2 separate regions of the Mus musculus genome follow, and region 2 is linked to region 1. Evidence: chromatin contacts called from ENCODE Hi-C or POLR2A ChIA-PET data. All regions are on one chromosome and are shown on one strand. The core of a region is the stretch at or near the end of the contact, and the rest is flanking DNA. Distances in the headings are between cores, read along the strand shown.

Region 1 (2,911 bases), core at 183-2,682:
TGGTTTGTATTCCTATTGGTATTTTCAATGTGCTGACTGTTGCACTGTGAATGCACGGCTTCCACAACAACGACTCTAGCGAGCCCATCCAGAGCGGCTCTCAAACCTGCAGCCCGGCGCGGCGAGCCACGGGCCCTGCATACTAATAAGCTCGTGCCACTCAGCCCGGAGCAGCCCGAGCGCTGATTGGCTGCTCGGCCCTCCACGGCCCTGAGCTCGTGCCACTCATTCGGCGTAAACAGGCCTCCCAATAGGCTGGCGCCGGGCCAGGGAGCTGCCAATCAGGGAGCAGCAGGGCTACTACCAAGCCTGATGGCGCCTAATTCAAGCCCAGCGACTGCGCAGCTCCTTTGCGCAGATCATTGCTGCTGAATGGGAATGTGGTGGCGCAGGGCGGGAGAGGAGCTAGGGATAGTGAGAACGGGTGTCCGTGTCCAGGGGAGACTTGTGGTTTTGTTTTTCCATAATTTGTCAGGTGTAAGGTTTGGGGCATTTTTATTTGTTTTTATGCACAAAATAAAAAAGAAGAAATAGCCTCACGCTGTAAACCAGATGCTCTGTCCATACCAAGGGTCTGTTTGGCAGGTGGCAGAACCTGCTGCACGTAGGCCCAACTTCCAAGCGCAGATTCTGAGTTACCCTGATGTACCTCCACTCCCAGGCGCCCCCCACCCAAACTAGGAATACACTTCTGCCTGAGGCATGCCCACAGGCTCCATATATGCCCTTCTTCCCCCTGCCCGAGAGGCAGATGTACCTTTCTTCGCCAGCCATCTATCTGTCCGCTCTCAATTATTATCTCCCTCCGCCACACTTTGCAGCGTAGCAACAATCGAAATGAAAATCGAGGCTCTGTTGCCAAGATAAGGATTTACTTTTTCTATCAGCCCCTAGATTTTAAAAATATCTTCACTTGATAATTTTAGGGGTGGTTGTCATGGTGTGAAAACCATGCTTAGCATTTCTCAGGGCCTGTCCCTGCATATTCGCAAATTTCTCTCTACAATGGAAAACAGCCTCTAAACAATTCTCTTTATCATAATCAGAATCAAAGCGCTTTTAAAATATTCTGCAAGCAAATATTTCGGTTAGAATTTGGTTGCCTACCCAAATGTTATTTATTCTCAAGAAGTAGAGGTGATGTCTTAGTGGCGATGAATACATAATTTCTGCTTCTCTTTTTCTCTGTGTGTTGGGGGGGAGTATTTAAGTAGATGCCAATCGACACAGCTATATTCCTTTGGATTTTTCCAGTCTCTTTCCTGCGTGGACACAAAGGAGTTAAATCTGAGATCTGTGGTCTCCTCTCTTTCCCCGCCTCCCTTGCTTCTGCAAAACGGTCACGATTGGTTGGCACTTTGCCAGCGGGCTGTCCATCACTAAGTGTAAACAAGGCGCTGATTGGCTGTTATCCAGTCCGCACCGGGCCTCCTGAAAAAAGCAATTACTGGCTCCGCGGTTTCAAGGCTGCCCAAGGCCGCTTGATGAAAGGAGATAAACCGGGGACGGTTTCCAGGATCCCCGCGGGCCGACCCAGGCAGCTCGGGAGCCGAGGTGCGGCGGAGAGCTTGGGGATCAAAGGCATCTGAAGAGAAAGGGGAAGCGGGCGCACTGCCGGGCCGGCCTGGCCCCCTGCGGGCCACGCTGACCTGGGAGGATGGGGGCGGCGGGCGGGGACTCCGGGATTTCCCCCTCGCAAGCGACTGGGCTTCGGCCGCCGCCCGCTCTAGGTAAGCCGGGGTCTCCGCAGGCCGCCGGACGGGGAACACAAGCCTGACTGCGGGGTGGAGGCGCGAGGCCAGCCCGGGATTGCGCCCTCTCCAGCGCGGTGATTGCTGCGCGCCGGGGCGCACGAGCTGCGGTGAGGCACATCTCCTGCAGATCCAGTACGCGATTGAATCAGGCCATCCTGTGAGGGATGGGCGCGAATTCCGGCTCCCGGTGGCTCGGTGGTGACCCGACGGCGAACGCCGGCCGGGCTTGGCCTGAGGTGAGCTCCGTTGTTCTGGTCCCTCCAGCGGCGGGCAGCCGTTTCCCGCTTCGCACGCACGGAGAGAAGATTCCCGGCTCGGGAGAAACCGCTGCTGGCAACGGGAGGCCCCGGAACGCGAGCGCCCCTGTTCTCGGTTGGTGTAAGCATCTCTTGCAAGCCGCAGATTTTCTGAGTGCTTGGAATTCGAGTTCCTCGCTATTTTCTTTCACTGATTTTGTTTACCGATCCAGGAATCTTTATATCTATCTCCCCGTTTAAAGTATTCTCCCTTACCCCATCCGTCCCTTCAAAAAGAAAAAGAAAAAGGGAAAAGGATTTTAAAAAAAGAGAGAGAGAGAAATAATTGGATGCTACAAGGACACAGCGTGGCAATCCTCCGAGCTGCTGCAACCTCGAGGGGACCCGGGAAGCCAGTGTGGGGGAGGGGCGCGCCTAGACAGCTTGCACCCACTCTTTGATTTTGCGTAACCCGGGTCCTCTAGGCTGGACCGGGAAGATCTCCAAGTGTGGGATCTATCCCTCCAGGGCGGGTGGAGATGGTCAGAAGGGCACACCGGTAATCCATCTGCACACAGGCCTGCTGCTAGACACGAGAACGCGAGGTTTCTTTCCTCCTCAAGCCGGTTTAGAATCTTGGGGATCAGCACCGCCGGATCCCTAAAAGCTGGGCAGGAGGATTTGTCTCCAACCCCGCCATGTTCTGTGTCCACCCCAACCCCGTTCTGTGTCGTCTCACATCCCCGAAAGGCTCCCAGAGTGTGAAAGGCCTCGGCTCCTTGCTGTCTCGCTCCCACCTCTGCGTCCTCTCTAACCTCAGTATTCACTTAAGTCTAGTGGCCTTTTTCCTCCTTCGCTCAATACTGTTTCAAAATAGTTGTTACAGCAAATAGCTGCCGACGCGCCTCTGGATGCCGCCAG
Region 2 (2,911 bases), core at 286-2,785, 49 kb before region 1:
GCACCGCAGACATGGTGGTCAGAGCCAGGCATTTTGGCTGTGGATTTCCCAACGTCAGTACACTAAGAGAACCAGCCACACTCGGAAATCTATATCTAGTGTGCCAGAGGCAACAGCCCCTGGTTACTATACCTGTCAATATATGACATTTCCTTTAACCAAGGTATCCAAAGCTCACCAAACCCTAGCTGGCTCACCTGAGCCTAACACCCGGTACCCGTTTCTAACATCTCACGTAGGGTGAGGGCGAGGGTGAGGGCGAGGGCAGAGGGCAGAGGCCTGGAGACGCACCGAGGAGACGGACTGCAGGCCAGTGTAAGGACTCTTTCCCAGTTTGCTTCGCTTCCTTGGGGGCTCATCACCTCGTAGCTCAGCACACAGCAGACTTAGGCTTGCACGAACAGCCCTAGGGGAAGGTAGTGGTTGGTACAGAGGCAGGGCCTGGGTATCAGGACCCCTCCTACAGTCACTATGGTGTGTCCTGAGGGGCAGACCTCGTGCAGGACACAGCCTCCTGTCTGGACTGTTAAGAGCAGGCCCTGGGGGTGTCGGACCAGTCCTGAGCCGTTCTACCAGCTCCTGGTGGTCCCTGGGGCCCTCAAATCTTGACTTCTCAAGCTTCACCCCATTCAAGGGTGAGCTGGGTCAGGGGCCAATATGGTCAGGAAGCTACTGAGGAAACAGCAAGAGCGATCCTGCTTGATTCCCCCACACCCCTCTGCTCTCGTGCCATGTGGGCAGACATGTCTCCCAGACACCCCAGTGTGTTCAATGTATGATTTCATTTCCTTCCTAGTATCCCCTCCCCGTGAGGAAATAACCACTGCCTGTTTGCCCACAGCTAACCAGGGGCTGGGGTTTGGCCCCCAACCCGTCAACCCTTTAGCCCTCCCAGAGACAGAAGGAAACTGGCTGCTCATGAAAATGAGTGGCAGACGGGGACCAGGGCCCTGACCTCATATGGCCAGACACTGCTCTCCACCTTCCCGTCCAACAAGGAGGCTGGACCTCTGAAGGCAGGGAAGGCCAGGCAGGAAGCCCCTGCAGCTCTAGGGGCCTCCTTGACCCCAGCTTCCTGCCACCTTCCCTGGCCCCACTTCCTGCATGGAGGAGGCCCAGCCTCCAGGCCCAAGGCCTGCTGCCCTCACAGGGTTCTGGAACACAGTTGGAGAGCCTGGACAGGAGCCGGAGCTGGGAGGAGGTCAGGAGACCTTCTCTTTGGAAAGAGAGGGTTGTGACTGTGGATCCTTCCCTACCCTAAGGCCTCTGGGTTCTTTGGGTCATAGGTGACTTGGCTACAGGGTTAAGCTTACTTGCTGGAATCTAGGATAAAGTCCAGCATGGGCAATGTGGCCAGAGCTGGCCAGAGGCAGAGAGCGAGGTCTGGGGAGTCTATCACTGCCACCAAGCAGGTTTTCCAATGTCCACTGGACCCCAACTTCCAATAGCCCTATCCTGCTTAGCAGCCCCAAGGCTTCAGATGGGTTCTCAGAGGGACCCCCTATGCTCCCTGCTGGGTGACACCTGGCTTGGGTAGGGTAACAGGACATCTTGGCGAGGCCCCCGGCCATATGGTGAATCTCCTCCGTTGCCTGTAGCCCACACAAACTCCCCCACCCCATAACCTTCTCTGCGTTTGCTAATGTTTTGTGACATAAAGCCCTGAGATTAATTTTTTGCCTCTGTCTTAATTGAAGGAACCGTTTAGTGCCGATTTAACTATTATTACCAAATCATCAGGATTGATGCTGTGCACACGCGTGCTCGCCAATCGTGTTTGGAGGAGCTCGGAGGATTTATGCAAATGGGCCTGCCGGGAGAGGCAATTTGTAGCCGAGAAGGACAATTATACCCGGCCCGGGAGTGCGCCAACGACTGCGCCGGGCGGGTAATGGATAATAACATCGCGCGGCAGCCGTGAGCAGCAGCGCAGCGTGACCAACGACTTTATACAGTGCAGATAAAGAGCCTTTTACGCAACGCTGCCCTGCATGCAAGGGGCCAGGGCTGGCCGGTGGGGTGATACCACAACCTTAGCCACTGCCAGGTTCCCAGAGTTGGTGCAGCCAAGCCTAGGCTGTGGTTACACCAGGAGGGGGCGCTGATACTGATAGCCAGACATGGAGAGAGGATGTCTGTGCCAGTCCCCAACAGGGAGGGCTCTCTATCTGCAGGACATGTGTCATGGCCTCAGGTTTTGGTAGGGAACACACTTGGCCTTCAGTTATTGTGTGCAGGGAGCCAGCAGTTCCTAAAGCCAGAGAGGGACTGTGGCCCCACCCCCACGGTGTCCAGACCTGTCCCACAGATCCCTCTCGATACTCACTTGGCTTTCTTGCTGTCACTTCTGGCAAGCTGGCCCCCGGGACGCAGGGCAGGCAGTGAGCTTGAGTGTTTGCGCTTTCTTGGCCTGCCAGGCCCCCGCCGTGCAGGGCTCCGTGAGCTCTCCTCTCTCCTAGGGGCCACAGAAAGGATGTTAAGAAACCTCAAAACACTTCACCCCTAGGCCTACTGGAGGGCATTGCCCTGCAGAGGAATGTTGGGGTCGGTCAGTAGTGCTCTCAGAGTGTAATGGCCATCAGGTTGAAGTCGGGCTCAACTACGTTCCTGCGGCCCAAGATCTAGAGCTAAGTGGATGACACTGTTTTCTGCTTTCCCCTGGGATTTAACTGCCTTGCTCACATTGGTCGGGAGGCCCACATTGTCCCTCATGCAACTGAGTAGGTTTCTTCTGCTCCTGCAGCAGGTCCCAGCTACCCCATGGGTCCCAAGTCCTCCTCAGTCACACTCATAGCTGCTTTAATCACCATTGCCCCTTGCCCTACCACCTTGTGCTGCCCTCTGCTGAGTGACCACATCTTCCCCCCACCCAGGCTTCACCCCTCTGTTTGGCTGCCTAGGTCTCATGAGC

Evidence for each region. A loop is a pair of places that touch in the nucleus more often than their neighbours do. ChIA-PET counts read pairs that join two places held with the same protein, here RNA polymerase II (POLR2A).
Region 2: a loop to region 1 is called in a map of mouse embryonic stem cell, with 2.0 times the contacts of the local background. The contact joins the enhancer-like site here to the promoter of 2900052L18Rik in region 1. A Hi-C loop is called at or near these places in 4 of 37 maps with a recorded cell type or tissue (heart and mouse embryonic stem cell). POLR2A ChIA-PET finds 5 or more read pairs at or near these places in 5 of 5 experiments (Patski and embryonic stem cell).

What each region holds. Positions count from the first base shown.
Region 1 is chr11:120,230,138-120,233,048 of GRCm38, reverse strand. 2900052L18Rik (RIKEN cDNA 2900052L18 gene) reads left to right here and starts at 1,432. Exons shown (of 2, transcript NR_151480.1): 1 at 1,432-1,554; 2 at 1,751-2,911. Bahcc1 (BAH domain and coiled-coil containing 1) reads right to left here and starts at 102. Exons shown (of 28, transcript NM_001347621.2): 1 at 1-102.
Region 2 is chr11:120,279,614-120,282,524 of GRCm38, reverse strand. Bahcc1 (BAH domain and coiled-coil containing 1) reads right to left here. Exons shown (of 28, transcript NM_001347621.2): 14 at 2,327-2,455; 15 at 292-406. Among named protein-coding and RNA genes, the nearest start is that of Gm11772, 43 kb to the right of the region's middle. Within about 2 kb of position 1,535, at least 2 of the 3 ENCODE cell types and tissues checked have a DNase peak (open chromatin) inside an H3K27ac peak, as active enhancers do; they include heart, where a contact is called at or near this core.